2 separate regions of the Homo sapiens genome follow, and region 1 is linked to region 2. Evidence: chromatin loops called from intact Hi-C (ENCODE). Cell type or tissue: endothelial cell of umbilical vein. All regions are shown on one strand.

Region 1 (4,000 bases), 560 kb after region 2:
CATTGAGGCAGCCCACGTATGTAATTAAAGTGTACATTGGTCTAGTGCTTAATAGTTTAAAAACCTTTCCATACGTGATATCTTACTTATTGGAGAAGGATTAAAGGAGGATATCAGTGTGGTTAGGTCAGGTAAATCTCTGTCTTTATTTTATATTTGCTTTGACTATGCACCCGTTGGGTGTGGCACTGCTAATTGTTTGCATTCTTGCTTCTCTCTCTCTCTCTCTATATATATATATATGTGTGTGTGTGTGTATGCATTACCTAATATGCTGGTAATGAATTGTTGCAAGATATAGACCATTACATGTAACTGAAATATTTCCAATTCTTTAAAGATTAATATGCCCTCTTTAAGACCCAAAATTCCACCAGCATCATAAGCTCCTTTCCCAACAACCACCATCACCACTTACCCAGCAATTTCAGGACCCCACAAAGAAGGTATTCCCCTTTGTGACACTCATAGCAAAGGTTTCTTGGGCTGAGAAATGTTTGAGTTAACAAAGCATTCTTTCAGTTCACACCAACGGCTTTTCCCCCCATAACCATACAAGCCCTGTGCGGTGCATGTAAAGTGGAGGATGTAAATACACTAACCCTCTACGAACCTCAGGTTTGTCCTGAAATGGACAAGATCAAGTTCTTAGAGAGAGAAAGGGGTTGATGGAGGCGGAAGGCAGATAATAAACATGACCTAAAACGTCTTTCACTGATTCTATGAAGCACATTTTCCCCCGTATTTTAACATCTTTGAAAGAGAGATGTGTCATTTGTGGTCTGCCAACAGGCAGGTATGTTGTAGGTATTATTGCCCATATATCTCCAGCAAAACTTGTAGAATGTATACCATTAGTGTAGAGAAAATTCCCAAAGATAATAATGGAGGCTCCTTTTAAGAAATGCTGCATCGTTTATGCTTTTAAGGGCACAGAAGGTATTGGTCGAAAATTGTTGACTTACGGTATATTAGTTATCTATTATTGCATAACAAATTACCCCAAAATGTAGCAGTTTAAAACAACAAACATTTATTAGTTTCTGTTGGTCAAGAATCTAGGACCAGCTTAGTTGGGTTTGCCAGTTCAGGGTCTCTCATGAGATGTAGTCCAAATGTTGGCTGGGACTGCAGTCATCTGAATACTTGACTGGGCTGGAGGACCACTTCCAAGCTCACTTAGGTGGTTATTGCCCAGATATCTGAGCAATATTGGGCCTCTTGATAGGATTATGTATGACATAGTGTGTGGCCTCCCTGAAGCAAACAATCTAAGAGAACTAAGAGGGAAGCCACAGTGACTTTTTATGACCTAGTGCCTGAAATCACAGCTGTTACATCCACTTTATGCTATTCATTAGAAGCAAGTCATTAAGTCCATGCCACACCCAAGTGGAGGGGACTTAGGCTCCATCTATTGAAGAGAGGAATATCAAAAAATTTGTGAACATAGTTTTAAAACTACCACTCGTGGGCAAAAACATGATAAGGTTATCACTGGCCAGGCATGGTGGCTCACATCTGTAACCCCAACACTTTGAGAGGCTGAGGCAGGAGGATCACTTGAACCCAGGAGTTTGAGACCAGCCTGGAAAACATGGTGAGACCCTGTCTTTACAAAAAAATTAAAAATTAGCTAGGCATGGTGGTGTGCACCTATAGTCCCAGATACTCAGGAGGCTAGGGTGGGAAGATCGCTTGAGCCCAGGGGGTCAAGGCTGCAGTGAGCCGAGATCATTCCACTGCATTCCACCCTGGGCAACAGAGTGAAACTCTGTCTCAAAAACAAACAAACAAACAAACAAACAAACAAAGTCACTGATGTGAAGAAACTATTTCATTTATATATGTATGTATTTCAAATTGGCACATAATTGTATGTATTGTGTAATGATCAAATCAGGGTAATTGACACATCCATCACCTCAGACATTTACCATTTATTTGTGTAGAGAACATTCAAAATCCTCTCTTCTAGGTATTTTAAAATACACTATAATTTATTGTTAATTATAGCCACGCTGCTGTGCTATAGAATTTATTACTCTTATCTAACTTTAATTTTGTATCAATTAACCAACCTCTCTATCCCTCTGCCAACTCCCTACCCCTCCCCAGCCTCTGGTAACCTCTATTCTATGAGACCAACTTTTTTAGCTTCCACATATGAGTGAGAATGTGCAGTGTTTTTCTGTGCTTAGCTTATTTCACTTACCATAATATCCTCCAGGATCATCCATGTTGCCAAAAATTACAAATCATTTTATTACAGCTAAATAATATTCCATTGTGTATATACACCACATTTTCTTTACCCATTTGTCCATTGATGGGTGCTTTGGTTGATTCCATATCTTAGCTATTGTAAACAGTGCTGCAATAAACATGGGAGTGCAAATATCTCTTCAACATTCTGATTTCCTTTCCTTCGAATATATACTCAGTAGTAGAATTGCTGAATTAAATGCTATTTCTATTTTTAGTTTTCTGAGGAACTTACATACTGTTTTTTATAATGACTGTACTAATTTGCATTCCTACCAACAGTATATAAGAGGCCTTCTTTTTCTGCATCCTTGTCAGCATTTGCTATTTTTTGTTTATTTGATAATAGCCATTTTAACTGGGATGAGATGATATCTCATTGTCATTTTGACTTGCATTTCCCTGATGATTAGTGATGTTGAGTATTTTTTTCATGTATCTGTTGGCCATTTGTATGTCTTCTCTTGAGAAATGTCAATTCAGATTATTTTGCCCATTTTTTAATCAAGTTATTTGCTTTTTTGCTCTTGGTTGAGTTCCTTATACATTTTGGATATGAATCTCTTGCCAGATGGATAGCTTGCAAATATTTTCTCCCATTTTTTAGGTTGTCTCTTCACTCTGTTGTTTTCCTTTGCTGTGCAGAAGCATTTTAATTTAATATAACCCCATTTATTTTTGCTTTTGTTAACTGTGTTTTTGAGGTCTTATCCAAAAAAATCTTTGCCTAGACCAATGGCTTGATGTGTTTCCCCATGTTTTCTTCCAGTGATTTCAGTTTTGGGTCTTACCTTTAATTCTTTAATCCATTTTGAGTTGATTTTTGTATATGGTAAGAGATAGGGGTCTAGTTTTATTCTTCTTCATATGGATAGTTTTCCCAGTACCATTTGTTGAAGAGACTATCCTTTCCCCATTGTATGTTCTTGAACTCCTGGCCTCAAGTGATCTTCCCACCATAGCCTCTCAAAGTGCTGGGATTAGAGGCATGAGCCACCACACCCAGCCTCCGGTTATATGTTCTTGGAGACTTTGTTGAAAATCAGCTGGCTGTGAATACGTGGATTTATTTCTGAGTTCTCTATTCTGTTCCATTGGTCTACCTAGACTGTTTTTAGGCCAGTATAATTCTGTTTTGGGTACTATAGCTTTGTAATATATTTCAAAGTCTGGTAGTGTGATGCCTCCCAGCTTTGTTCTTTTTGTTCAGATTGCTTTGGCTATTCAGGGTCTTTTGTGGTTCCATACAAATCTTAGCATTTTTTTCTATTTCTGTGAAGAATGTTGTTAGTGTTTTGATAGAGGTTACATTGAATCCATAGATTACTTTGGGTAATACATTTCACTTGCATTTCTAACGTAGAAAGAAGAATGATATATGATAAAATATATCAACAAGTCTAACAGCTCTTTTATAAGTTTAAAAAAGCTTTTAAATGATATTAAAGTAATGGATTATAGTGTAATTGGCAGGGTTTTTTTTAGTGGTATATGAAATAATCAATTGTGTCTTATATTCAATAAATACAGTTAACAGATTTTTTTTTGAAAAATCACTGAAAAGACAGTTTAGGAAGTAATCACATTTGTTGACATACAAACCAGCTGTAATCGTCTCCCTTTCTCTGATTTGCCTTCTAAGATGGTTTGAGGCATCATAATCCACTGAAGCTGCATCTTACATACATTTTACAGGAATTTTTGAGTCAGTCTTAAGTATCCTGAAGTGAAATGA
Region 2 (4,000 bases):
AACTTGCTTTTGATTTTACAGGCTCATAGGAGGAAGAAACTTACCTTGTCTCAGATGAGACTTTGAACTTGGACTTTTGGATTAATTATGGAAAGAGCTAAGACTTTGGGGCACTGTTGGAAAGGCATGATTGTGTTTTAAAATGTGAGGACATGTGATTTGGGAGGGGCCAGGGGTGGAATGATATGGTTTGGCTTTGTCCCCACTCAAATCTCATCTTGAATTGTAGTTCCCGTAATCCCCATGTGTTGCAGGAGGGATGCAGAGAGAGGTAATCGAATCATCGGGGTGGTTTTTCCCATGCTGTTCTTGTGATAGTAAGTGAGTTCTCATGAGATCTGGTGGTTTTATGAGGACCATCGCTTATAAGGGTTTTCCCCCTTTGTTCAGCACTTCTCTTTCATGCCACATGTGAAGGATGTGTTTGCTTCCCCATCCACCTTGATTGTAAGCTTCATGAGGCCTCCCCAGCCCTGCAGAACCATGAGACAATTAAAACTCTTTCTTTTATAAATTAGTCAGTCTTGGGTATGTCCTTATAGCAGTGCAGGAACAGACTAATACAGCTAGTGAGTGACCAGGCTGGAATTTGAACCCAGGGCTGTATGATTCCAGAGGCCTGTTACTGGTTTTCAAATTTTGGCACCCAAGGTCACCTGCAGGGCTTATTAAACACAGATTGCTGTTAAAACGCAGATGCTGGGTGGGGCCAGAGCATCTGCCTTTCTAGCAAGTTCCAGGTCCTGCTGCTGGTACAACACCAGACTTTGAAAGCAGCTTTCCAAGCAGCTCTTGGACTTTCATGGCCATAAAAATCACCTGGGAAGTTTTGTTTGTTCATTTGAGCAGATCTTCTGGCCCATTCCAGAAGATTTGGATTTGGTAAATCCAAACAGGGCCCAGGAATCTGCATTGTAAACAAGCAAACCCAGTGATTCTCAGAGGATCAGTGGCCACCCTTTGAGAAAGAATGTATTTCCTGCTTCCCTGAAGACCGATGAGGTCCTCAGCTTTGATGGCACATTGGAACCACCCGGGAAAATTTCAGAAATTTGAAGCTGAACTGATGTCTGGGATTAACCCCGAAAGATTCTAATTTCAGGTAGTGTGGGGAGGGGGTGACCTGAGCCACTGGGTTTAAAGAAAATCTCATCAGGGTGACTCTAACATGTAGACAAATTTGAGAACCACCAGCACTGCTCAAAGTAATAAGCTACCAGAGGCTGGTGACCATATGCAAGATTCCGCAGCACTTAGGTAGCAGAGCCTGGGGGCCCCAGGAGTTCTAGTTCTTCCCCAGCACTCGATCAGAAAGGGTCCCCGTCATGACTAAGACCTTTTTCCAGCCCCAAAACCTGTACATTTTCCCAGACAACTCATCAAAATTAGCATACACTCATTCACTTATTCATTTATTCATGGACAAAATGGCCATGTGGAGGCCGGATGAACTGTGAGGGCACTGGGCCAGGTTGCCTGAATCTGACCCCAGCTTCGGCACTTGCTGGGAATGTGACACCGTGCACGTTCATTATGGGGTGCCTGGCTCTCCTTATTGGAAAACCTTACCTCCTAGGCTTCTTGTGAGGAATAAGTGAGTCACTGAAGATGGAGATCTTATAACATAGTAAGCTCTAAATTAGTGTGTTTTATAATCAATCATCGAAGAAATCTCTATCCAGCAGCTACCATGTGTCAGGCACGGGGTACAACGGAATAAAACACAAGGTCCCTTATCTAATTGAGCTGACAATCAGGAGAAGAAAGTGAAAATATATCATGTGAGGGTAATAAGTTACTGCGTTTCTCTCTCTGAACCCCTCAAATGCCCAGGGGCACGATAAGTGAGGGCAGCTGGACATCCTGTCCTGTGGGGTATCGCGGATGAGGGGTGTCGGTGAGGGAAGTGTGGCGGGTCAGGACGCCCGTTCACCAGTTCGCTGCTTTACTACCCGCCGCCTTCAAGCTGTCGGGTTAAACCTTTCCAAGAAGGCTCCCTTGAGCTCTCTCTCTCTCTTCCTCTTCCCCTTTGCTCCTTCCTTCTCTCCCTCCCGCAACTGCTCCCGGGGATATGTCCCACTGTCGCTAGTGTTTCAGTTTCTCCTGCAGGATTTCCGTATGGGGGTGGGGTGGGCTGGGCTGCAGCGGGGCGGGGCGTAGGAGCACACATCATGGGGCTGCAGCGGTGGCAGGAGCTCCGTCCGCAGGGCCTGTCTGACGGAGAATGGAGCGGATTGAAGGTCGCATCTTTTCTCTTCGAACTCTGAAGGCATCTCCCAGCCGGCACTGGGGGCGCTGGCCCCTTGATTTCCTAAAAGACAACCAGTCCCCCTGCGAGACCTCGCTGGCCATTCCCGCAGCCTCCCCTCTGGCAGCGCACGGTGGTCACGGGCGGGGGGTGGGGGCCGGAGAATGGCCCCAGGCCACTCCCCCCGCCGCGCTGGGTTGCTGTGCAGCGCGGTTCCGCGGGGCCTCGGCAGGTGTCGCTGTGGTCTGGGGAGTGAGCGTCTGCGAGTCCCCGGGAGGCTGGGCGCCGCCTGACGCGGTGTTGGGGGACCGGAGTGCTGAAGAGCAAACCGAGCCTTAGGCAACCGCAGTTCCCAGACAGAGACTGTTCCTGTTGCGGTGGAGGCAGGGGGCCTTTTGGTGAAGCAGGGAGAAACCTGGATTTGACTCTTCCCGGTCCGGTGGGATCCCAGGTGCCGCTGCTCCCTCGACCTACTTGGAGCTGGCAGGTGGATGGTTCTCGAAAGGCAGTGTGATCCCAGGGATGCAGATCCTGCGTCTCCACCCTGGAGTTTCTGATTAGGAACTAGTGGGTCGAGGCCCAGGAATTTGCAGCTTTAGCGCCTCTTCTGTCACAACGGGTGCAGTTCTTGCTTAGAAAAACACTAAATCAGAAAATCAATCAGATTAAGTCAATTTGCTGGAGGTTTTCCCAAACATCTGTGTTCTAGTTCAAAATATGTTTCATCGGGTAATTAGGAAATTACATTCGTAATTTTACCTCTGAGAAGGGCAGAAAGTGGCCATTCTCACTCCTGATCCTATAGCTCACTCCCCCTCATCTCAGCAGCGTCTGCTGTCCACTCATTCAGGCCTCCACTCAAATGTCATTTCCGGATAATCTTTTCTGATCACACTACCCAAGAAAAGCGCTCCCTCTCCACAATTCCCACCATCTTATATTATTGTTATGTATAACACTCATCAATATCTAAAAATGTTGTCACCCATTGTCCTTTTAAGTTCTTCCCTCTAATAAGGACTTTTTGGTCACATTTAGGTTTTCTAAAAAATGAAAATAATCACCTCTAATAACGAAACAATGACCGTGTTGCAATTGAAAGGCAAGTCCTATAGTCAAAATTTCAGTGTTGACTTTAAATTGAGGCACATCTTCCTCGCCTTGATCTTGAGTCTTGGGGGTGGGGTTTAGACAGGGAAGGGGTCCCGGTAGCTTCTCCTCTCCTTCTGTCCTTGGCCCTGTCCTCCTCCTTTCCCTTCTTGCTTTCCCAGGTTTCTGACTTTTCCAGAAGGCAGCCCAGGGTGGGAGCACTGGTGACAAAGCTGGAAAGTTCTGCCCTTCAGTGGTGACCCCACACTAGCACTTGCTGGTTGTGGTTACCTGCAAGAACTCCGATAACAAAAAAGTATTATGGTGCTGCAAAAGTAATTGCTGTTTTGGCCTTTAAAAGTAATGGGCAAATCGCAAATACTTTTGCATCAACGTAATACTAAAGATCTGCCACATGCAGCAAGTGCCAGTGTTGGGTCACGGGAGTACATACTCTTCCCTGTGTAGTCCTTTCACGGGGAGTGTGAACTCTCAGGGGGAAAGGCTTGGGGAACTGAGTCCTTCCTTACCTCCCTCAGCCCCTAGAAATGTAGTCATCCTCCAGCCAAGACCACTCCAGTTACTCCTGGCTATCTTCCCAGACAGGACCCAAGGTGACCCTACAAAAATTCTTCCTCTCCTGTGTTCCCTCCCCACTCTGGT

What was found. Peaks named below come from ENCODE experiments on the same cell type or tissue, not always from the same donor. Only the 100,000 strongest peaks of a DNase experiment are listed, where the experiment ranks them.
Region 1: a loop joins it to region 2, with 5 times the contacts of the local background. A loop is called at or near these places in 1 of 110 quality-filtered maps.

The regions. Positions count from the first base shown.
Region 1 is chr7:21,520,176-21,524,175 of GRCh38, reverse strand. No RefSeq gene overlaps it. Among named protein-coding and RNA genes, the nearest start is that of DNAH11, 21 kb to the left of the region's middle. In endothelial cell of umbilical vein, no CTCF peak of the experiment used is centred here; no DNase peak of the experiment used is centred here.
Region 2 is chr7:22,081,537-22,085,536 of GRCh38, reverse strand. No RefSeq gene overlaps it. Among named protein-coding and RNA genes, the nearest start is that of CDCA7L, 140 kb to the right of the region's middle. RefSeq lists cis regulatory regions at 1,733, 3,734 and enhancers at 1,661-1,805, 3,662-3,806. In endothelial cell of umbilical vein, a CTCF peak has its summit at 2,473; a DNase peak (open chromatin) is centred at 2,436; H3K4me3 peaks cover 1,214 bases; H3K27ac peaks cover 404 bases; H3K27me3 peaks cover 461 bases.